Linked DNA regions of Homo sapiens: all the other regions are linked to region 3. The links are chromatin contacts, found by Hi-C or POLR2A ChIA-PET in ENCODE. All regions are on one chromosome and are shown on one strand. The core of a region is the stretch at or near the end of the contact, and the rest is flanking DNA. Distances in the headings are between cores, read along the strand shown. Region 1 overlaps PRKCH (protein kinase C eta). Region 2 overlaps PRKCH (protein kinase C eta). Region 3 overlaps SYT16 (synaptotagmin 16). Region 4 overlaps PRKCH (protein kinase C eta). Region 5 overlaps PRKCH (protein kinase C eta).

Evidence for each region. Hi-C counts contacts between places; a loop is a spot of excess contacts on that map. ChIA-PET counts read pairs that join two places held with the same protein, here RNA polymerase II (POLR2A). Pooled maps may share reads with other maps.
Region 1: a loop to region 3 is called in a pooled map, with 2.2 times the contacts of the local background. The contact joins two enhancer-like sites. A Hi-C loop is called at or near these places in 1 of 168 maps with a recorded cell type or tissue (OCI-LY7), 7 of 37 single-sample maps with no recorded cell type and 6 of 50 pooled maps. POLR2A ChIA-PET finds 5 or more read pairs at or near these places in 1 of 52 experiments (activated T-cell).
Region 2: a loop to region 3 is called in a pooled map, with 4 times the contacts of the local background. The contact joins two enhancer-like sites. A Hi-C loop is called at or near these places in 2 of 50 pooled maps. POLR2A ChIA-PET finds 5 or more read pairs at or near these places in 2 of 52 experiments (A673 and activated CD4-positive, alpha-beta T cell).
Region 4: a map with no recorded cell type shows a loop between it and region 3 (2.9-fold over the local background). The contact joins two enhancer-like sites. A Hi-C loop is called at or near these places in 1 of 37 single-sample maps with no recorded cell type and 2 of 50 pooled maps. POLR2A ChIA-PET finds 5 or more read pairs at or near these places in 2 of 52 experiments (CD8-positive, alpha-beta memory T cell and naive thymus-derived CD4-positive, alpha-beta T cell).
Region 5: a map with no recorded cell type shows a loop between it and region 3 (7-fold over the local background). The contact joins two enhancer-like sites. A Hi-C loop is called at or near these places in 2 of 37 single-sample maps with no recorded cell type and 3 of 50 pooled maps. POLR2A ChIA-PET finds 5 or more read pairs at or near these places in 1 of 52 experiments (GM12878).

What each region holds. Positions count from the first base shown.
Region 1 is chr14:61,459,640-61,463,724 of GRCh38, reverse strand. All of the region lies in intron 9 of PRKCH (protein kinase C eta), which reads right to left. Among named protein-coding and RNA genes, the nearest start is that of PRKCH-AS2, 84 kb to the left of the region's middle. RefSeq lists a silencer at 2,080-2,374. Within about 2 kb of position 2,269, at least 10 of the 41 ENCODE cell types and tissues checked have a DNase peak (open chromatin) inside an H3K27ac peak, as active enhancers do.
Region 2 is chr14:61,523,473-61,527,696 of GRCh38, reverse strand. The region is part of intron 10 of PRKCH (protein kinase C eta); the gene reads right to left. Among named protein-coding and RNA genes, the nearest start is that of PRKCH-AS2, 20 kb to the left of the region's middle. RefSeq lists an enhancer at 2,180-2,329. Within about 2 kb of position 2,221, at least 33 of the 41 ENCODE cell types and tissues checked have a DNase peak (open chromatin) inside an H3K27ac peak, as active enhancers do.
Region 3 is chr14:62,078,440-62,082,770 of GRCh38, reverse strand. SYT16 (synaptotagmin 16) reads right to left here. Exons shown (of 8, transcript NM_001367656.1): 6 at 1,497-1,937. Among named protein-coding and RNA genes, the nearest start is that of LINC00644, 59 kb to the left of the region's middle. RefSeq lists an enhancer at 1,580-1,699. Within about 2 kb of position 1,575, at least 3 of the 41 ENCODE cell types and tissues checked have a DNase peak (open chromatin) inside an H3K27ac peak, as active enhancers do; they include GM12878, where a contact is called at or near this core.
Region 4 is chr14:61,437,208-61,441,260 of GRCh38, reverse strand. All of the region lies in intron 2 of PRKCH (protein kinase C eta), which reads right to left. Among named protein-coding and RNA genes, the nearest start is that of PRKCH-AS2, 110 kb to the left of the region's middle. RefSeq lists an enhancer at 1,619-1,988. Within about 2 kb of position 2,065, at least 21 of the 41 ENCODE cell types and tissues checked have a DNase peak (open chromatin) inside an H3K27ac peak, as active enhancers do.
Region 5 is chr14:61,501,281-61,505,523 of GRCh38, reverse strand. All of the region lies in intron 10 of PRKCH (protein kinase C eta), which reads right to left. Among named protein-coding and RNA genes, the nearest start is that of PRKCH-AS2, 42 kb to the left of the region's middle. Within about 2 kb of position 2,208, at least 9 of the 41 ENCODE cell types and tissues checked have a DNase peak (open chromatin) inside an H3K27ac peak, as active enhancers do; they include GM12878, where a contact is called at or near this core.

The DNA.
Region 1 (4,085 bases), core at 1,020-3,519, 620 kb after region 3:
TTGACCAAAAAAATATATATAAACAAAGCACTGAAAATTAAACATCTTTATGAATAACATTTTATTCTTTATATTATTTTTGTAGTCCAGATTATCAGAAAAACAGATCCAGGAGTATACATTTTGTGAGTTTTAGTACAGGTTATCAAATTAGTCACAAACTATTAGGATTTGCAGTGCTATCAGAAACAGATAAGGATGCCCATTTATATACTTGTAAGCAGTGTATATGATTATAAAAAAAAAGGGGAAATAATCTATGGGTTCATAAACCTTTGTAGCAATCTTGATAAATTATCAAATATTTGAAATTTGCTTACTATTTCCTTTTTGCCAAGAACAAAAGGACCTATAAAATACTTACCTTCTCAATGTTTGCTGTCCCCTCCATGTGGGTGTCTGGGCTGGCCATTGGGAAGCCCTGGGACATTTTTCCTTTGGTGTGAGGATGGAGGGGGTCATCACCACAGTTGAACTGACTCACTTTTGAACAGCACTTCGCACTGTACAAAATATTCTGCATTCTCTCATTTGACCCTCACAGCGATCCTGTTTTCATTTTAATGATAAGAACTTTAAGGGTCAAAGGAATTTTAGGACAGACTCAAGCCATTTAGATGGTGGAAAACAAAGCTAAAACACAGTTCAGGTTTTCTGTTCCCAAGGGCAATGCCATTTCCATATTGTCAGGTTGGAGGGGAGCCAAGACAGATAGGAGGTGCTTAAGCCGAGGCTGAATCAACCAACTAAATGCGGAATAAGACAACATATGGAGTCAGAGTCAGCCTGACCTAAACTTGAACTTTGTCTCTGCCACTTACAATCTAAGGGATCCTCGGCTAGTTACTGCCCTGCTCTGGGCTTCAGAGAGACTGATTCCACAGGGCTGCATGAGGAGAGTGCTGTTTTTACAAAGGCCCTCACAATGAAATGCTTTGCAGGTAGAGTGGCTCCAACACCCCCTCTCACTCCTAAATTCTCCAGGGGAGACTGTCACAGTTCAGCATTACACACTGATTAGCATCTTACTTGAGAAGCCAGGGCCTGCAACACTGGGCAGCTAAAAAGTAAGCATCTTTCTGCTGTAACTTCTCATAGCAAGTAACACTTTCTGTTCTTTATAGTTAGTTTTCCAACAGTAAATGGGGATAGTTTTACAACAGTAAATAAGGACTTCCAACAGACGAATGCACAGCGAGCAAATGCTATGTGTACTGTGGAGTCCGATACCTTGCAAACCTCAAAGAAGGCAACAACGACAGCAAAACTAAAATTGTATACCTCTATCTCAGCATTAGAAAATCTCCTTTGCTGCTTTTTTTTCTTTTCTTTTTTGAGAAAAAGTCGTGCTCTGTCACCCAGGTTGGAGTGCAATGGCACGATCTTGGCTCACTGCAACCTCTGCCTCCCGGGTTCCAGCGATCCTCCTGTCTCAGCCTCTGGAGTAGGTGGAATTGCAGGCATGCACCACCACACCAAGCTACTTTTTGTATTTTTAGTAGACGGGGTTTCACCACGTTGGCCAGGCTGGTCTCAAACACTTAGGCTCAAGTGATTGCCCCACCTCGGCCTCCCAAAGTGCTGCCTGCGCCCAGCCTCACTTGCTTCTTTGAAGTGGGTTCCCACTACTTCTTTATCATTTAGCCTAAAGCAGGGGTACATTCCCTTTATCCTTTGCTTTGGAGACATCTACTACAACACACACATCTTAAACCGCAATGGCAGTTCCATGCCTTTGGTTTCTCTGGTGGAGAAATAAAAGTAACTTTGCGGTAATGACTGCCACCTTGTGGTCAAACATAAAACTTCCACTAGGAAAAATAGACTTCAATGCTAGTAAAGGCTTCACCCACTAAACACTGGGAATCTCATGTGGCCGCTAAAATTTTGGTATACTGTAGAATTTATACATTTTCCTGGAACATTTTGATTGCATATGCTATATTGATTGGGTTCCCAATCTGTTCCAGGTTACTTCCTCATTTTACTCTACCATAACATGATCTGTTGATGAGATCTTTGCTTATAATCACCAGAATTTCCTTTTACAGATCAAATTCCCCTGTTAGGTATGAGATACTTCTTTCTTTGCTTCAGCAGTAGTAACTTGGAACCATTGCTGCTGCAAGACCAGGTAAGCTCACTAAATATCAGTTGACTGCTTGACTCAAAGGTTACCACCTGGTGAAGATGATCTAACCTCATGTCATAGGAAACCATGTGATGTTTGGCTCAGGCCCTAGGAAGAAGATCTGAGAGGTCACCTGGCTCTGCGGCTTGACTCATGGTGTTCATGGTGGTGTTCAGGAGGCTGGCGCTTGAAACCCCGGCGGGCAACCAGTATCAGCTACCAGCTATCCCTCTCAAGCCTCAAGCTGTAACTCCACTCCTCTATTCCAAGAAAAGAGCCCAACAAGGGGGTGAGGGCAGGGGAGGGGCTTTACGTTGGCAAAGTGCCCAGCCAAGGAAGTCGTTTCAAGGCTACTCCAGGGAGCAGTGTGGGGCAGGGAGAACTGGAGCTCCAGGGGAACCAAGGACCAATCCAGCAGAGGGAAAGCAGAGGATGGGGGCAGGAGCAGCATGGGCTCCAGGGCCATCAAGAGCCACTGAGGACCAATGAGGAGCAGAGGGGAAGGGAGAGGCGCGCAGGGGAGCCGAGGCCCACGAAGCCATTAGCTGCCTCCCCATTTTTTTTTCTCTTGATAACGCTGGGGTGGCGTGGGAGTCCAAGCCATGTATCTCCTTCAGTGCGTCCTGTCACCAAGCTCCCAGACTTCTCTGCTCCACCCATTCTCCAGGCTGCATGTGGCCCTCCCAACACAGATTTGAATACTAGTGACCCTGAAATGTATGAAAACGCCCAGCTTCACTCACAGTTAGAGGAATGCAAGTTGGAACTTCAAATATACCATTTTTCTAACTCTGAGATGATCCAAATGACAGAGAGCATGCCATGATGGGAAGGCGGGGAAATGCACCTTCTCACTCAAGCTTTGGGAGTGTGAATTTAGAGACGCAGCCCAGCAAATAGGAAGAGCCTGCCTGGACTCTGCCGTCAGACCACCTGGCTTCAAACGCTCTCTGCCACTTAGGAACTAAGCTTCTTTGTACCTAACTTTTCTCCTCTGTGAAATGGGGTGATAATAACAGAACTTATTTCAGAGGGTTACTATAAGGATTAAATAACAGACATAAAGCACTTAGAACAATGTGTGGTACATGGACAATAAAACGTTCACTATCTTTAACCACAATGGGGGAGGGGGCAATTGAACTCAATCAAAATGTGAAATGCATATACCCTTTGACCAAGCAATACTACTACTAATAATGTGTCATACAGAAACACCAGCATAAGCACACAAAGACAAAAGTACAAGGGGACTCACTGCAACAATGACTGAAATAAAAGACTAGGAACACAATACATAGCAACAGAGGAGGAAAAGTTAAATTAATTATGTCATGTTCTAAAATGGAGTACTATGCAGCCATTAAAAATGAGGCAGCTTGGTATATAGAAATACAAAACAATTTCCAATATATACTATTAATATTATGTCTTAAAAAAATAAAGTGGCCAGGTACAGTGGCTCACGCCTGTAATCCCAGAACTTTGAGTGACTGAGGTGGGTGGATTGCTTTAGCCCAGGAGTTTGAGACCAGCCTGGGAAACATGGCAAAACCCCATCTCTACAAAAAAATAACAAAAATTAGCCAGGTGTGGTGGCATGTGCCTGTAAGTCCCAGTTTCTCAGGGGGCTGAGGTGGGAGGATAGCTTTAGCCTGGGAGCTTGAGGCTGCAGTGAGCCATAACCGTCACTGCACTCCAGCCTGGTGACAAAGTGAGACCCTGTCTCAAAAAATAGATTAATTAAATTTTAAAAATACAGAATCATGGGCAAAGTATACTATTATTTGTGTTTTTAAAAGATAAACATGTATGCATATATGTGCTGTATATATATGCTTTTATGTACAGAAAATTCTCTCAAAGGCTATAAATAAAACGAGCAATACTTGTTTCTTTCGGAGAAAGGATATGAATATTTGGAGGATACTTATATTACCTATCGCAAGAAATT
Region 2 (4,224 bases), core at 972-3,471, 560 kb after region 3:
ATGAAGGGTCCTGAATGTCACACGAAGGAATTTTGATTTTTACATATTAGGCAAAAGGAACTCATTGATGCTCCCTCATTAAGGGAGTAACAGATTCCTGGCTGGACAAGAAAAGATCAGTTGGGGGAGGCTGAAACCGTCCAGGGAAGAGATGTTAAGACCTGAACCAGGACAGTGATGAATGGAATGGAAAATAAGGAGTTAGTCAGGGGAAAGGAAGCAGGGCTTCGGTGAAAGCAAAATCAGTAATAAGGCTTGATAATCACTTAGAGATAGACGGATAGAGAGAAGCAGCAGAAATGATGACTTCTGGGTTTGTCTTAAATCCAGTAGGTTTGTGGGGATGTTAATCAGGAAAAGGAAAACCAGAGTGAGAACAGGGTTTGTTTGTGGGTACCCCAGGTGCACAAGAAGCCTAGATTATGGAGACTGGTTGAAAGCATTTCCACCCCTCCTCCAATCCCTAAGAGCAAATTCATGTGGAAGGAAGTGAATATTCAGCAGCAGGATTGTTTGGTAAAGAGTCCTCAAGGTCGGCAGGAACATGGCCATGTACTGATAAAGCTGTCTGTAAATAAAAGGCAGTGCTCTCTTAAAAAAACCCGCTTCCCAGCACAAGCACCTGGTTGTCCTGTTGCCACCCATACCCCAGGGCACTGTTACAGAGGGAGGGTGGCATTGCTAGCCTCACAGGCACAGTCTAGACTGGACAGAGCAACAGCTTGGCCTTTTGGGTGAGACATTTACACTTTGGTTTTTAAAGGAACAATATGCTCAGAGGCAACCCACATAGGCTGATCAGTGACAAGGAGGCTGCAGGTCACGGGGGGGATGCTAGGTGGCCTGGAGCTTTGTGGTTAACTGCCATTGTGGGAGGCTGCCATGGCCTTGGGCCGCCTGGAGCCCCCCTCGCTGTGGCGTCTCCTCAGTGGCTGCAGCTGACTGCTCTTTCTGGAGTGCCATATTCACTGTGGGTTGTGTCAGGGCACTCGAGGTTCTATTTTCTTGCCTCAGTGTGAGAATCAAGGTCTGTTGGCCTGCATGGCCCAAGGCAAAAGGTTGGTCTCTGTCCAGCCTGGATCACGTTGCTGGCTTGGAGGAGGTAGGTGATGACAGAACTGGCATGACTGGTTTCCACACGCTGTCCTGTGAGTTGATACAGCCTGGCCATACAGGTCTTACAGAAAATGGCCACTAGAAAATGCCCAGGAATGGAAACCAAGTCTGGTATTCCAGGAATCCCCAATAAGTGTGGTTAAAGCAGCAAAGCTTTCATGGCACAGATCAATGGAACATAGAACAGACTTCTCTGCTCTTAGTAGCAGCCTCCCCGGGTGTCAGGGGCATAAGGCAAAGGCATGCTGAGTACCTGTGCACCCACTTCAGCGAAGCAAGCTTTCTGTGTCTCTAACCCAAACCCAGTCCTGGCTCCAAATCAGCCCTTCTCCACGCAGAATCCCATGTCCCATATAAGTGACTGTTTTCAGTGGGCTGATTTGTGGAAGCTGCTTCCTCCCCTGGCCCCACCACATAAATACAATATGAGCACAGCCAGTTTAACCTACAAAAGGTTGCAATCGTAGCAGCGCAGGACGGGAGCAGGGGTGAGGATGATCGTGGTCCTGCCCAGTGAAGGAGGCCACCACTCTCAGTTCTTCCACAAGTGTTTTCTGACTTGGGAGGCACTATAAGGCCTGGGTGCCTGGCTCCTCTGGGACTGCGGGCACACAGTAGAGAGGCGCCTGGCTGAGGTTAGACACACTAGTCTGCAGCCCCAGGAGAGAGCACGGCCGGGGGGACAAAGCCCATGAGCCCAGCTTTATCGACACTGTGTCCTAGCCTGACAAGCCAGGCCTGTGTGGACCTGAGCCCAGAACACTATCACTCACATTTCCAAACAAGGTCACTGAGTTTCTGAATTTTCCCGAAGCCAGTATGCCTGCTGAAGTCTTGGAAAGGATCTTCTTGGGCAACAGAAACAAGTGCTAACAGAAATCCAAAACGGTCTCAAGCGTTGACCCGCAGTTGCTTAAGAGCTTGTGACTAATGTCCCAGGTAAGAGGTCTGACTGCTTATTACTCAGCTGCTGTCATGGGCAGCAGGAATCGCGCAGGGAGAGAAAGTGCTGGGCCATCAGTTTTGTCAGTCAACTATTACAATCAGCTCTGCATGGGGAAGTCTTGGGACGCAGCTCTCAGAAGACGCAAGTGGGCAAGACAGGGATGTGACTCATCCTGGTCACAGGATGCCCGAGGCCACAAAGGCAGGTTAGACACCTTAATCCTGATTTCAATCTAATTTTAGGCATTCTCAGAACTGTATGAGCTGTAAAGGAAACGCCATGGCTGTTCTCATACCAAGTGCTATTTAATAAGACAGATCGCTCAAACTGGGATCCCAAGAGGGTTCAATTAAGAGCATAATGTAATTCCAGGCTACCAGTGCTGCCCTCAGCCCAAGTATCTCATACCTGCTCTATGAAGTCTGTCCTGATGTCCCCAGACAGTCATAGCAATATCAACTCTGCTCCTAGGGTGCCCAGTTTATACTTCTATGATAGCATACCCCGCACTGTATTCCAGAAGGCTCTGTCTGTGCACCTGTCTTCCTTCTTAGCAGCTCCAGCATGGTCCTGGCAGGAGGTGCTGACCAAAGGGATAAACAGAAGCATTTCAGATGGACCCCAATGGGACTGCCCTGGCCAACTCAGAGCCTATCTTATTTTTAGGGGATGGAAGGACACTCCATAAACTTTGCTCCAAAGTACTTAAACTTATAAAAAGCCACATGTTTTACCCCTTAAAGATAGACTCAAGAGGGAAAAGAAGAAACCTGAAATCAAAATTTAAATTCTTCTCTTTGATGAAGCTGGAGAAAGAAAGTGGTTTTGAAGGGTCAATTATTAAACAACGAGGACCAAGCAGAACACTTATCCTCATGTTGGCTTGCATCCAAACGGAAGAGCAGAACATGGAGAGGGTGACTCAAACAAAGCCAAAGATTATAGAGCCATTTACAGTCATGGTCAGCTTCCACTCTAAAGGGAAATCATGCCTTTATTTTTTTTAAAGCAAAAGAAGTCACCCTAAGCCTCCTGACTTTAGTTTGAAATATGCAGAGGTCAGTTTTTGGCTTAGGAGTACCTCAGCTTCCTATGCCAACATGTAACTCAGCAGCTGAACTTAACAAGGCTACACAATGAAGATTACAAGTTCATACAGGGCAGAGGCTCAAATACTAAAATGCCAAAACCACAGTTACCGGCTTGCCATTCATTAGCTCATTGAGCACCGGTATTTAATAGCTACAGCTTTTGTCATGCAAGCATAGAAGGGTAGAAAGAGTTATTCTATCCTCTGTGCTTGTCTGAAAGCTACATTGTTCTTGCTGGGTAATCAGGGTTACTTAAAATGCCCACAGTAGTTTCAGAGAGAATTCCCAAGTGATTGAAGACAAAGGAGATTCAGAAATTGGATTTATTTTGTTTCCACCATAAGCTATCCTGAGAGTAATAAAACAGATTGACATGAGTCTTACTGCTTAGATCACTAGAGTCAGTTACTCTTCCAAAAGAAATAAAGGAAAGCGAGTTGAGAGCTGGCTCCTTGAACAAGAATGAATCTAGGAGGCTATTTATATGAACTATTTTTAACATATTTTTCAACTTTTATTATGGGAAATTTCAAAACAGACAAAAGTAGGGAGAATGACACAACTCCCATACTGATCACACAGCCTCGGCACCTGCCAATGCACGTCCAAACATGCTCCCTCGCTACATCGACTCCCTCCCTCCCTGATCCATCTTTTATCAGATTATTTTGAAACAAATCCAGGATATGAGCTATTTCATCTATACACATTTTAATATCTGAATCTCAAAGATAATAATTCTTTAATAGAGTACAACTTTGATACCCATTATCATAAAATACACAGTCAATTTATGATTGTCAGCATACTGCCATTTGTCTGTTGCTCATTTGGGGGTGGTGAGTCTGTGGGTCTGTCTAGAAAACCTGGAAAAAAGCTTTTGTGAATAACAAGAATAACAGTGTCTTCAGTGGTTAACATATACTGAATGTTCATCAAATGCTAAGTGCTTTATCTATATTCTTATTTTATCCTCAAAATAACTCTATGAAGTAGGCTCTACCCCAAGATTATATAGCTAGACAGGGGTAAAATCAGGATTCAGATTTACTTCTGCTCACCTCCAAGGCC
Region 3 (4,331 bases), core at 326-2,825:
ATAAATATGGGTGTGATCATCCCCATTCCCAAGCTCTATCACGCAGGATCCCTTCTGATCTCCACTGCATTCTGTTTTCCATCATTTCCGATGTGCTTTACTCAGATATTAAGAAAAAAGGGAGATCTGAGCAGAGCTGAGACATCATCTGGCTTATAACTTTAAAAAGCTCATTCTGGCTCCCATGTCCAGAAGAGTCTGTAGAGGCAAAGGCAGAAGTGGAAAGACCACCGCTGAGCAGCTATTTCAGTAATCCAGCAGAGAGCCAGGTTCTGGTTGTACCTGAAGATAGAGCCAATAGGATTTCAGGTGGAAAACAGAAAAGTCACAGATGACTTCTGAGATTTTTGACCCCAGCAATTGGAAGAATGCAACTGCCTTTAAGCAACATGGAGAAGACTGCAGGGGGAATAGATTTAGGGAGGCAAAAATCAGGATTTCAGGCCTGAAGACGTTAATTTTGAGACATCATTGGACATTTAAGCAGACAGATCTGCCACCACTACAGTCCAGACTTTCTGTCTCCTTTGTTCTTCCTCAGATATGACAAGCTTCCCCACTCCCCCGGCCACCCCACATCCTGACTGCTTGCATGTGCTGTTCACTCTGTCTGGAACTCTCATCCTCCTCACAGCACCAGCCTCGCTCTCTCGATGCTTTGAGTTCCGGCGTTTTATCACCACCTCAAAGAAACTTTCTCTGATCCTCTAAACAAGCGGCAGCCTATCACTCTGTCTCCTTGCCTACTTGGCCACCACTAGACTGCAAGCTCTCCAAGGGCAGAGGCATCGCCTGCTTAGTTCTTTCCTGCATCCACTTTGCCTATACCATAATTGACAGTAAACATCTCTGAATGAATGACTGATTGAATCCAGAGCCTACAGAGCTCCCTGATCTGTTAACGTGGTTTTGTAAAAGGAGATGGGCATACTACATGACATATAACCCACAGCAGTAGTGAGCTGCCCATCCTGTAGGCATGTAAATTATGACACCTTTCCTTGAAACCCTGTGGCAAGCAGGGAAATGGGGTATGAGGGAAGACGGTAGTAACACAAATGAAAGGTTTCAGAAGCAGCTGAAGTTCTGGGCTGCTCTCTCAGTCTGCCCCAGCATACCCGTTAAGAACCTTGCCCAGAAAGTCCCATCTCTGAGATTCATCATGATGCAGATTGGGGGCAGGAGGAGTAGGATCAGTTATCCACAATCCAGAGGGCCAAGCCACCTTCCCTGTTTTTCTCCATGCCCTCTACCACACTGCTGCTATTTTGTCCTAAAATGGACAGGGCATTTATCCATCAGGTTATCAGGAAGACAGGCATGAAAGACCCATTGTACCATGAAGTGCAAATCATGGCTTACAAGGGTGAGGAGAGCCAAATGGAAAATTAAATTAAAGTCTCTGAATTCACAGACTGAACGTACTAAATCAAGGGCTGACAATCCCAGGTCTTCGAACACACCACATCATTAGCAGCACCATTTAACATACTCACGCTTATATTACTTCTTGGCTCCAGAACCAGAGTCACTTTCATTTCCCCTTCTGGGTGCAGGTGGCTGAGATAGAATAGTTTCTCTCCCATCATTCTCTCTCGGGTCATCTTCCGGGCAGCGTACAGGCGGAAGCGGACAGCACAGGCAGCCACATCTCTGGGCTCCAGCTTGGCAAAGGTGACCTTCTCCCTGAAGACGGGGTTGGGCCCTCTCTGTATGTTCGTCCTGCCCCTGTGTTTCTTACCAGGCAGCAGCACTACATGAACTTGCCAGGAGTTGACACCACTTCGGTCCTTATCTGGGAGGCCCTGTGCCCTCACAATGGTCACTGTGAGCTTCTGGCTGGCGGCTCTATATTCAAAGATGACATCTAGGTCACCACACTTTGAGATGGGCTCTGAGACCCCGGATGGCACCTGCAAATTGGTCCTGTCCTGTTCCTGTTGCAGGCAGAGGAAACAATTAGAAATGGAAATGATGATACCCAATTACATTTTGGCCAGTTGGTGCCCCTTTGTGCTCCTTCAGAATCCCTGCTTTCTAACTGCCAGTGTATTCCCTCTATATCAGATAGGTCTGTTTACTGGTCTATCGCTGCATTAAACTGTGAATTCTTTGACGGCAAAGTGCCTAGCATATGGTGCGCCTTCGTGAATGTTTTTGGAATGGATAACTAAAGCTTTTATATTTTTGCAAAGTGTTTTCATATATACTGCCTCTCAAAAAGCACAATTGCCCAGGATCATTGAAACCAACTGAGATGCTAAATCTAAAATTAAGTCAACAGGCAATTGTCCATAGGCAACTTTTCCTTGTGTCCCTAAATACAGATGGTTGAGCCTGAGCCTGTTCTCCACAGGCAAGAGCTTTCTACAGACAAGAATTTTGATGGGAGTCCCAGGAAGGTGATGCTTCAGTATATTTTCAATCTAAGTGGGAGAAAAGGTTTAGGGCTGAGCTTCTCAAACTTTAATGTAGACCTAAATCATCTGAGGATTCTGATTCAGTAGGTCTGGAGTGGAGCTTGAGATCCTGCCATTTCTGGGACAGGCACAAGGGATGTTGACGCTGCTAGCCTCGGCTCACACTTTGAGCAGCAAGGATTTAGGAGGACACCTCCACAGCCCTTTAGTAAACAGCAACACTGAGCCTGGAGCCAGAACACCTAAATTGAAATCATAACTCTACCACTGACTAGCTTTTTTACCCTGGCCAAATAGACCAGCCTCTCGGTAGTCTAGCTTAAAAATGCACATTAATGTGCCTACTTGCTGGTGTGTTGTTGTGAGGTTTTCATTGATATGAAAATACCTGGCTTAGACCAGACTGCATAAATATCTATTCCCACCACTGGACTGGTGCTACCTATTCTCAAACACACATCCCTCTTTATGGAATGTCACCCTTGGGTAGCAATTTACATGCAGCCACTCAGATCTGATGACCTTACTGGGAAAACTGAGCTAGGCTGCATTTATTATAATGAACCACCCCACTAACAAATTATAAATAATGTCAATAATAATTCTATTTTCCTCTGAAGGCATGATCCTTACCTGTAACTAAACTTTGATCTGATTCTTATTGCAAACCAGTTCTTATTTATGCAATTGAACACCAGAACTTGCTAATTTAGAGATCTCGTTTCAAATTATAATACAATGCCTCAAAATGTGCATCCATCAATGAAACTTTCCCACATAGTCTGGGTGAAAGTTCATGGTTCTCTGGGTTCGTATTTCCTTAGGAAGCCCAGGCCTACCACTTACTAGCTCTATGACACTGGGCAAGTCATTTAATCCTTTCCATGTTCTATTTTCCTCAACTGTAAAATGGAGATGGTACCTTCTGTGTAGGGATGTTGTAAAAAGTAGAGGACTTGACAGACAGTAGACATCTAATAAATATCCTTTTCTTTTAAGATTCAAATTAGCCTGCAAGAAAATTTAGATTTCTTGTAAAATAAGTGAAGCTTCTTATATCCTTTCCTGTGAGCATGCAATCATGCGTGAGTGTTTCTATTCAGAGGTACTTAGTTTCAAGTGATAAAAGTGGTTGCTATAGAGACTTTTGAATACAACTGACTAGTGTATATATATTAGAAGCAAGTCTCCAAGGATTTAGGCCAACTCAAAAATCAAGTCAGAATCTTCTCTCAAACTCCCTTGTCTCTTCCTAAAACTCCCATCTATTTTAGCCTACTCTTGATCATCTCTGTATTGCATTTCTGACCATAAGTAATAATAGCTAACATCTACTAAACTATTTCTTATGCCAAATACCATATCAAATCCTTTACAGACTATAAAAATTGGCTCTTAAACACTTCAGATCTTCTTGGCCTTAACTCATGTTCCATCTTCCCCTAAGGCACAGCCTATATGGGCTCTAAGTAGTTTCAGCCTGGAACTACTCAATAAAGTCTTACCTTCTACCCACACAATATAATTCTCATTTCTTATCATTGGTCTCTCTGTCGACCGCCAAGGCTTAGACAGCTGCAGAACCCTGCTTGACACCAATATATGTGAAGTCTACTTTTTGCCCCGTAGTCAGTTGTCCTATCAGTTCATACAGCTTCTTGGAGTGTGATCACACAAGATCAGGCAATTAGCCATACTGAGTGGTGGCCAATTCAACTGTGTATTCTCACACTTGACCTCCCTTCTTCCCTGCCTTACTTCCCTTGTCTCGCACTTTTGTTCCCTGGGGTTGCACTCCCAAAGCAGGGAACAAAGCCTTTACGTAGGCTCTGCTTTTTTGAGGAACCCAACTAAGAAACATTATCTTTTTGAATATTTACATCAATGCAATGAGGTAGGTATTTTAATATC
Region 4 (4,053 bases), core at 816-3,315, 640 kb after region 3:
ACATTCAAAGAGCTTAGCACAAAGCTAGGCACATCGCAGCATTCAAAAAAATGTAGTTATTTAGGGCAAGTGCAGTGGCTCACATCTTTAATTCTAGAAATTTGGGAGGCTGAGGTGGGAGATCACTTGAGCCTAGGAATTGGAGACCAGTCTGGCAACATAATGAAACTCCTTCTCTACCAAAAAAAATTTTAAAAAAAGCCAAGTGTGCACCTGTGGTCTCAGCTACTAGGGAGGATCACTTGAGCCCAGGAGGTTGAGGCTATAATGAGCCATGATTGCACCTCTGCACTTCAGCTGGGCAACAGAGCAAGACTTTCTCTCCAAAAAAAAAAGAAAAAAAATGTAGTTATTTCAATAATAATTTTTTATTTTTTATTTTTATTTTTGGATAGAGTTTAACTCTGTCACCAGGCTGGAGTGCAGTGGCGTGTTCTCAGCTCATTGCAACCTCCACCTCCCAGGTTCAAGCTATTCTCCTGCCTCAGCCTCCCAAGCAGCTGGGACTACAGGTGCACACCACCAAGCCCAGCTAATTTTCGTATTTTTAGTAGAGACAGGGTTTCACCATGTTGGCCAGGATGGTCTTGATCTCTTGACCTTGTGATCCACCCGCCTCAGCCTCCCAAAGTGCTGGGATTACAGGCGTGAGCCACCATGCCTGGCTTTCAATAATAATTTTTGTGGAGACCAATGTGACAATACCTGTCAAAGAAATTAGAGTCTACACAATAGATCTCAAAGAGTGAAATGCAGAAAGAGTCCAAATGAATTTGGCCAAGACACCAACATCTTCAGAGATTCCAGCACAGTTAAAATTATACCTGCCTCAGTTTTTGTTTGGAGGTAGGTGTAATCTTTGGCAAACAGCCTAGTTACTTTCCTTCTTAAGTTTCCCATATGTCTCAAGAAGATAAAAATGCCCCTGTTGTCCACCCTGTGGGAACAGTGTCATAACCAATAATCCTGACAGGTTCTAAGGACTGCGGAAGAACAAAAGTTACTACACTACACTGCCCTCTTCCACTCATGATACTTCTAGAAGTCATTTAGAAACCACGAAGTGAACAGATTTTAACATTCCTTTGCTTGCAGATGACAAAATTAGGCTAATGGTATCACTCTCTATCCAGCCTCTGTTATCACCAGCCTGAGACCCAGCTCAATACCGGCCAAAGCAAAACTTGTCTTGAATTATTAATAGTAAACACTTATCATGTATAGATGCAAATTAAGTTCTCCCTGGGGATCTAATTACCAAGAATTAACTTTTTAATCCCTTAATACTACAAAGATTGGTTAAAAGACCAGCCCACTTGCATGTTTAATATTTCATCAACTGAATCCTATTTTTTTTCTTAACAGCTATTGCCACTGCAATTTTCCAGTTGATTCCTTATAACCAGAGGAGGATTTAGGAAAAAACTGCATGCCAATCATTTCTTGCCACCTTCACTCCTGCCTTTTCACCTTCCTAAACGGCCCTTCCCTCTTTCCTTCCAACCATTAAGAGTTAAATTAGCCTTAACCTACCTGCCTCAGAGCCTGAGCAAACTCCCCCAAATCCTAAAGCCGGGTGACATGCTAACCCACTGTTGCCACAGCAGCCTGGGAGTGCACCGGTGACATGCTAACCCACTGTTCCCACAGCAGGCCGGGAGTGCACCTCAATGTCTTCTCTCACGACCTGGGGCCGTGTCTCTTTCACTTCTGCCCCAGGCACTTCCCATGCACTTTCATACAGGGACATGGACAAACTTCACTCTGCCCTTTTACATTATTTTGCACGTGTGCTTCGTTTAGAAAACAAACATACACACTCATGCACCTACACACACACCTGGGACTTTGCAAGACATTTGGTCACATAAAGAAAATGGGCCCCCATGGCTTCCAATGACTTTCACTGTCACCATGTTCTAGACTGCTGCCATGAGCAAAAGGAAACAGCTCTCCCACACGCTCTTCACTTGCCTACAGACTCCAACCCCACTTCACCATCGGAATGCAGAGGGAACTTCCTCATTGTTTGCACCGCCTCCTGTTTACTTAGGACTGAGTTAAAAGGACTAAAAAAAAACCCTATTGAATACTATGGTGCTTAAATCAACCAGGGCTTTGAGAAATCTCTCAGATCATGTTTTAGTTAGACACGTCAGGCAACCCTAACATGCTCTGCAGCCAAAACTTGCATCACAACTTCTGTTTGGCTCCTTAGGTGCCCAATGGCTCTAAATAAATAGGAAGCTGGCTCTGTGTCCCAGCACGGAAATTCACATTCCAATCTCCAGAGGGGTGCTGGCCTGGAGCCCTGGTCTGCCTCACCAGAAGTGGGTTTTGAAAAGCCACCCCATCCACAGGGTGCAGAGTAATTATGTCAAATATAATGAAGATTAACTATTCTAAAATCCCATCTCTTCTGAACTAAAATTATATTTCATAAAACTGGACTGTCACCCCATGCTTGTTTTGAGAACTTTAGAAAGCACATGTGACTAGGAGTCACCAAACAACCCCAGGGTAAGTTTTCATTTGCAAAAAGTTGCACTGGACTGAAACTTGTGTTGGTCATGTGAGGCTTCTGTGGATGAGGAGTATGTCTCTGAGAACTCCTATTCTCGGTTGCTGTGATTCTGTAAACTGTTGTAACTTTAACTCAAAAACAGTAAATACATCATCCTCTTTGGTCTTTTGTTCTATCTGCTCGAATTTATGGTTTTATATCCCAGCAGCAGAAATATATATTTGAAAGTACTTCTAAAATATTCCAACCTGGGGCAAAAGCGTGGATCACAGCTCCTCATTTTTAAAATGATTGTAAGCAAATTAAATCAGAGAAAATTTCTGGCATGGCACTTTTTAGTTTCCAGAATTACTGGCGTAAAATGCACAGCGAATATAACTTTGATTCAGTGTAACATACGATTGAACTCAAGTTTAATTTGCCTAATATCAAAAGCACTGTGGTTTACTGTGGCTTATCTTTAAGGGGGCTACACTGAGAAAACAGAACAGCCTTCTATATGACGACAGACAAGAGAGTTTGGTGGTTGAGGCTGTGGAATCTGGAGCCTGGGGTGTGCAGACGGCTTCTTCCCTTATAAGCTCGGTGGCCCTGGGCAAGTTGTTTAACATCCAATGCTTCAGTTTCCTCATCTATAGAACATAAAGGATATGTTCCTCATAGGGCCATTTGAGGACTTGATAAGTTAATAAGCACAGCATAATTAGAGAAGTACCCGACAGGTAGTAACTTACCTAGTGTAACTGTGAAAACCCTTACTTCACACTACCCTAGAGTTCTAGGAATAGAAAGGATTTTTTTTTTTAAGAGACAGGGTCTTGCTGTGTTGCTAGGCTGGTCTCAAACTCACGGGCTCAAGTGATCCTCCTGCCTCGGCCTCCCAAACTGCTGGGATTACAGGTGTGAGCCATTGCACCTGGTCGATAGAAAGGATTTTTTAATTCAACTGTCTATTGTCTAGAAGAAGAATGAATACCTAGGAAATTGGGGCCTAGAGAAGTTAATGTACCCCGAGACACATTTAGCTAGCTTGTGCTAGAACTGACACTAAAATCTTCCACACACCCTGCACTGTGCCCTTTATTAACACCAGGTCTCCTGGTATCCCTAGAAAGTAATAAATTTTCTAGTGAGGAAACAGAAACTAACAGGAAGGTTAAGTGAGGTCAAGCAGCCAATGACAGAAGTGAGGACACCAGACTCCGTTGACTATTGTTGAACTACTGGATATACTATCAAATGTCTTTTTTCTTCTTCCTGAGATAATTTGTTTTATCATTTGTACACGTGGGAGAAAACAACTGTGAGAAAAACAAACAGAAAAACCTTAGAGTTAACCAAAAGCTACTAGTCAAGAAAGAACCAGAAAATATTATTGGTTTATATCTGCAAAATATATCCCGGGAAGGTAATGAGGTAAGGTAGCAACAGAATTTTGCTTAACATCATCAAAAACACTGAATAAGAACTACTTGCATAAAGAATGATGCATAAAAATGTAAACACAGATGATGATGATCTCTGAGACA
Region 5 (4,243 bases), core at 959-3,458, 580 kb after region 3:
CATGCCTGTAATCCCAGCTACTCAGGAGGCTGAGGCAGGAGAATTGCTTGAAGCCGGTAGGTGGAGGTTGCAGTGGGCGATAGAGCAAGACTCCACCTCAAAAAAAAAAAAAAAAAAAAAAAAAAAAAGAAAAGAAAAGAAAAGAAAAGACAAATCCTAGAGAGCTCTCTCACGGCTTCCACCATGTGAAGTCTCAGTGAGAAGGCAGCTATCCGTGAACCAAGAAACAGGCCCTCACCCGACACCAAATCTGCTGGTACCTTGACCTTGCACTTTCCAGCCTTTAGAGCACTGAGAAATAATTTTCTGTTGTTTACAAGCCACCCAATCGATAGTGTTCTGTCATAGTAGTCCAATGGAGTAAGAAATACTTCAGACATTCAGCAATGAAAGAAGTGGGGAGAGAGGTATCTGTCTCTTCACTTCCTTCAGCTCTATGAAATAAAACCACAAATAAAAGCTCACTTATTTCCTTCCATGTAACTTTCACAATTGGTAATTACTTTTACTTGTTTGTGTGCTTACACTAGAATGCCTGCTTCCTGTGGGCAGGGAGCAGGCCTATTGTGGTCACTATTATATCTCCAGGCAAAAAATAGGTCTCAATTAACATTTGTTGAATGAGTAAATGAATGGATGGATGGATTAATAAATGAATACAAACCTATAAAGTTACAGACAAATTTATACCTCATGTAAATATATTAACATCTCATATAAAGGACATAAAACAAGAGGCGTAAGGGAAAGGCAATTTCCCCCAGTGTGTCTCTGAAACTAAGGTAGTGACTGATGTTAAAAAATAAATCTGTTCTTAATGCTTTAGTTACTAAATTTCCTATTTCTGAACGAGAGGAGAATACTCCATCAAAGGAAAATGCTGGAGAAATTCCCCTCCTACAGAGGGACCCCTCTCAATTTGTAAAAACACCCTTTTTTGTTTGGTTCTACCATCTTAAAGAAAAAAAAGTAGAAATGCAGACACCTCTTTGTATGATGACCATGCAGTGTACCGCCCAAAATGGGCCTCAGACGGCTGGGTGCGGTGGCTCATGCCTGTAATCCCAGCACTTTGGGAGGCCGAGGTGAGTAGATGACTTAAATTCAGGAGTTCAAGACCTGCCTGGCCAATATAGTGAGACCCCATCTCTACTAAAAATAACAAAAATTAGCCGGGGGTGGTGGTGAGCACCTGTAATCCCAGCTACTCAGGAGGCTGAAGCAGGAAAATGGCTTGAACCCAGGAGGTGGAGGTTGCAGTGAGCCGAGATCGCACCACTGCACTCCAGTCTGGGCAACAGAGCGAGACTCTCTCAAGAAAAAAAAACCCAATAAACAAAATGGGCCTCTGAGAGTAAAATGGGTCATGAAGGGGGATTATGGGAGCAAACTGGGACTTTTCTGGGCAAATGATGACATGGGGTCTGACCTACCTCTGCAACAGGTAAGTTAATCTAAGCTCATTCAAAGTTAAAACAATTTTTTAAATAATTCTTCCATTTAAAATGTGTTGTTAATTGAACCCTTCTTATCTTGAACTCTGATGAGTTTTTATCTTGAGAATTAATTCTTGCAAAGTAAAGTATCTTGAGCTTCTCTGGTAAGTTTTTGATTCTAGAGTTATATCTTAAAACACAAAGTATAACACAGGTCACTTTCCCTGGATGATATATCAAGTGAGATACTGTGAAAATACTCTGCATGGTAAGCCCTCGACTCTACCTCTTTCTTTTTATGAAAACAGAATACATGGCACAAAGCACAGCTGCCCCTGAGACATGCTTCAGAGGTAAAGCGCTTTGTAACAGATTCACTTCCTTTCCCAGTGCCACAGAACAAAGATTACACTCAGCCTTCCTGGACATAAAAACTTCAGTTTTTCCCATTCCTCCTGCCAAAGCTGAAATGCCGAGAAATGCTGGGAACCTGGCCTGTGATTATACACACTTCATATTTTACATTCTGAAACCCCAAGGAATAAGCTGTTGAGAACAGAGTCCTATTTCTTAAATGGCAGTTGAACAGATACAACGCTCAAGCTCTGTTGAGCGTGGCTTAGTATTTGCATAGGCAGAAACAGACAAAGACTGCACAGATTCTGCCAGTCTGTGGGCACCTTCCCGGCATATGTGGCAGACCTCAGTTAACTTTTCTCACTTATTTCTGTTTGGTTGTTTTTTAACCTTCTGAATTACTCAACCAGATTCTTACAGGAAAAAAAAAAAAAAAACCACTAACACACATACAAATCAGTCACAGGGAAACTCAGTTACGGCCTCTGACGGGTTTGAACCTGTCTATTTGCAAATGAGAAAACAAAATTTCAGTGTTCTTTAGGCCAAAATAGTATCTACCCTGCTCCTTGGTGCAGCAATAAAATGGACAGCCCCACAGTAATCAGATTTTGGGTTTGCTTTTGTCAAAATTTTCCTCCTCAGTTTTGTAAGTTGATTTCACCGCCACAGTATATTTTTCTCAATTCCACCTTCTGTGTAGGAGTCAAAAAAAAAAAAAAAAAAAAAGCCTGCTTCCCTTCCTCTCTTACATTCATTCCTTTCCTTCAAGAACCAACCCAAGAGCCACACATCCCCCAGGAAGGGCTCGAAAGGGTGAATTCCATGACTCAGTGTCACCTGCCTTCCTCTGCTGCTCGGCCCCATTTCTTTGTCAAAGGAGTGTTAAAATCCTCACTCGGTGAACTTGGGAAAGGCAAGCTTCTAGCTGCTTGGATTAAAGACTGAATACCCCCTCTTGCTTCATTTGCAAGATTTGGGGCTGCTCCCATCTGTTCTTAGAGGGCAGGAGCTCATTTTTAATTTTTTCTCTCTTGACATTATTTGGGACAGCGCCCATAGAGAAAGGTGTTTGAGAACTCCCTGGTGAATAAGCAGTCCACTCTGTACAACAGAAGGCACTCTATAACCACGGTAGAAGTATGTGCTGCTACTCTTTAATCCAGTTATAAATAATGACTGGTGCAACTGCTCTACCTGGAGCAGTAGTGCTGGAAAGAAATCTTTCTTTGTAGCTTGTAACTGCAATAAACGTTTATAAGCCTGTTGCCTGATCTGAAAAAACCAGCACTTTCTCCAACAAGAGATAGCAGAATTATTTCCAGGACTTGAACTGTCACCCATAGACCCTTCTGATAAAAGAAAAGATTGAATGGGCATGGTGGCTCATGTCTGTAATCCCAGCACTTTGGAAGGCTGGGGTGTGCGGATCACGAGGTCAGGAGTTTGCGACCAGCCTGGCCAACATAGTGACACCCGTCTCTACTAAAAATACAAAAATTAGCCGGGTGTGGTGGCATGTGCTATAGTCCCAGCTACTCAAGAGGCTGAGGTAGGAGAATCACTTGAACCTGGGAGGTGGAGGTTGCAGTGAGTGAAGACCATGCCATTGCACTCCTGCCTGAGTGAGAGTGAGACTCCATCTCGGAAAAAAAAAAAAAAAAAGAAAAGAAAAGAAAAGAAAAGAAAAGATTGCCTACCTACTACCTTTCTTTAAGGATTTAGATTTCATCTCTCTAAAGACTTAGGAAAAAATCTCTGTTCTTCAGGTAGATAATATACCACCATTTGTTTTTCAACAGGAGACATTCAAATGCAGAGCTTGCATATGCATAGACCATTTCTGGAAGGACATATAAGGACATGTCTTGAGGAAGAGGAATTGAGAGACTGGGGACAAGGGTATGAAGAGGATTTAGCATTCACTGTAATCATTTTAGAACAGCTAAAAGTGTCCTTTTTATGTATATGCATTAATTTACATTTTAAAATTAAATTAAAGTGACACTGCTCTTTAGTCAATAAATGATACTGTGTTTCCACCCATCTTCTCATCACTTACTCCCCACCATGAATTCCTGCAGACAAATGTTGGCTCAGTTGCTAGAAATAAAACAGAAATGAAGACAAGAAAAAAGAAATATTGCCATGCCCTGTGCCAGAAATTGAGGGATAACAAATGAAATGAACAAAAAAGAGCTCAAGATGCAAGCCCTTATGTAGCCATGACAAATGAGGAAACGTACGAGACTCTTGGTGTAGCTTTCGCTACTGCTTTTTTTTTTAATGGGATTAAAATGAGCACACATCTCTCTTTTTTTCATTTATTTGTCTATCAGGGACAAACCATCCAGGTCAATATATGTAGATCTAATGTATTCTTTCTTTTAATTGTTGCATAATATTCCACAGTACGGGTATAACCATAATTTATTCAACAATTTCCTTAT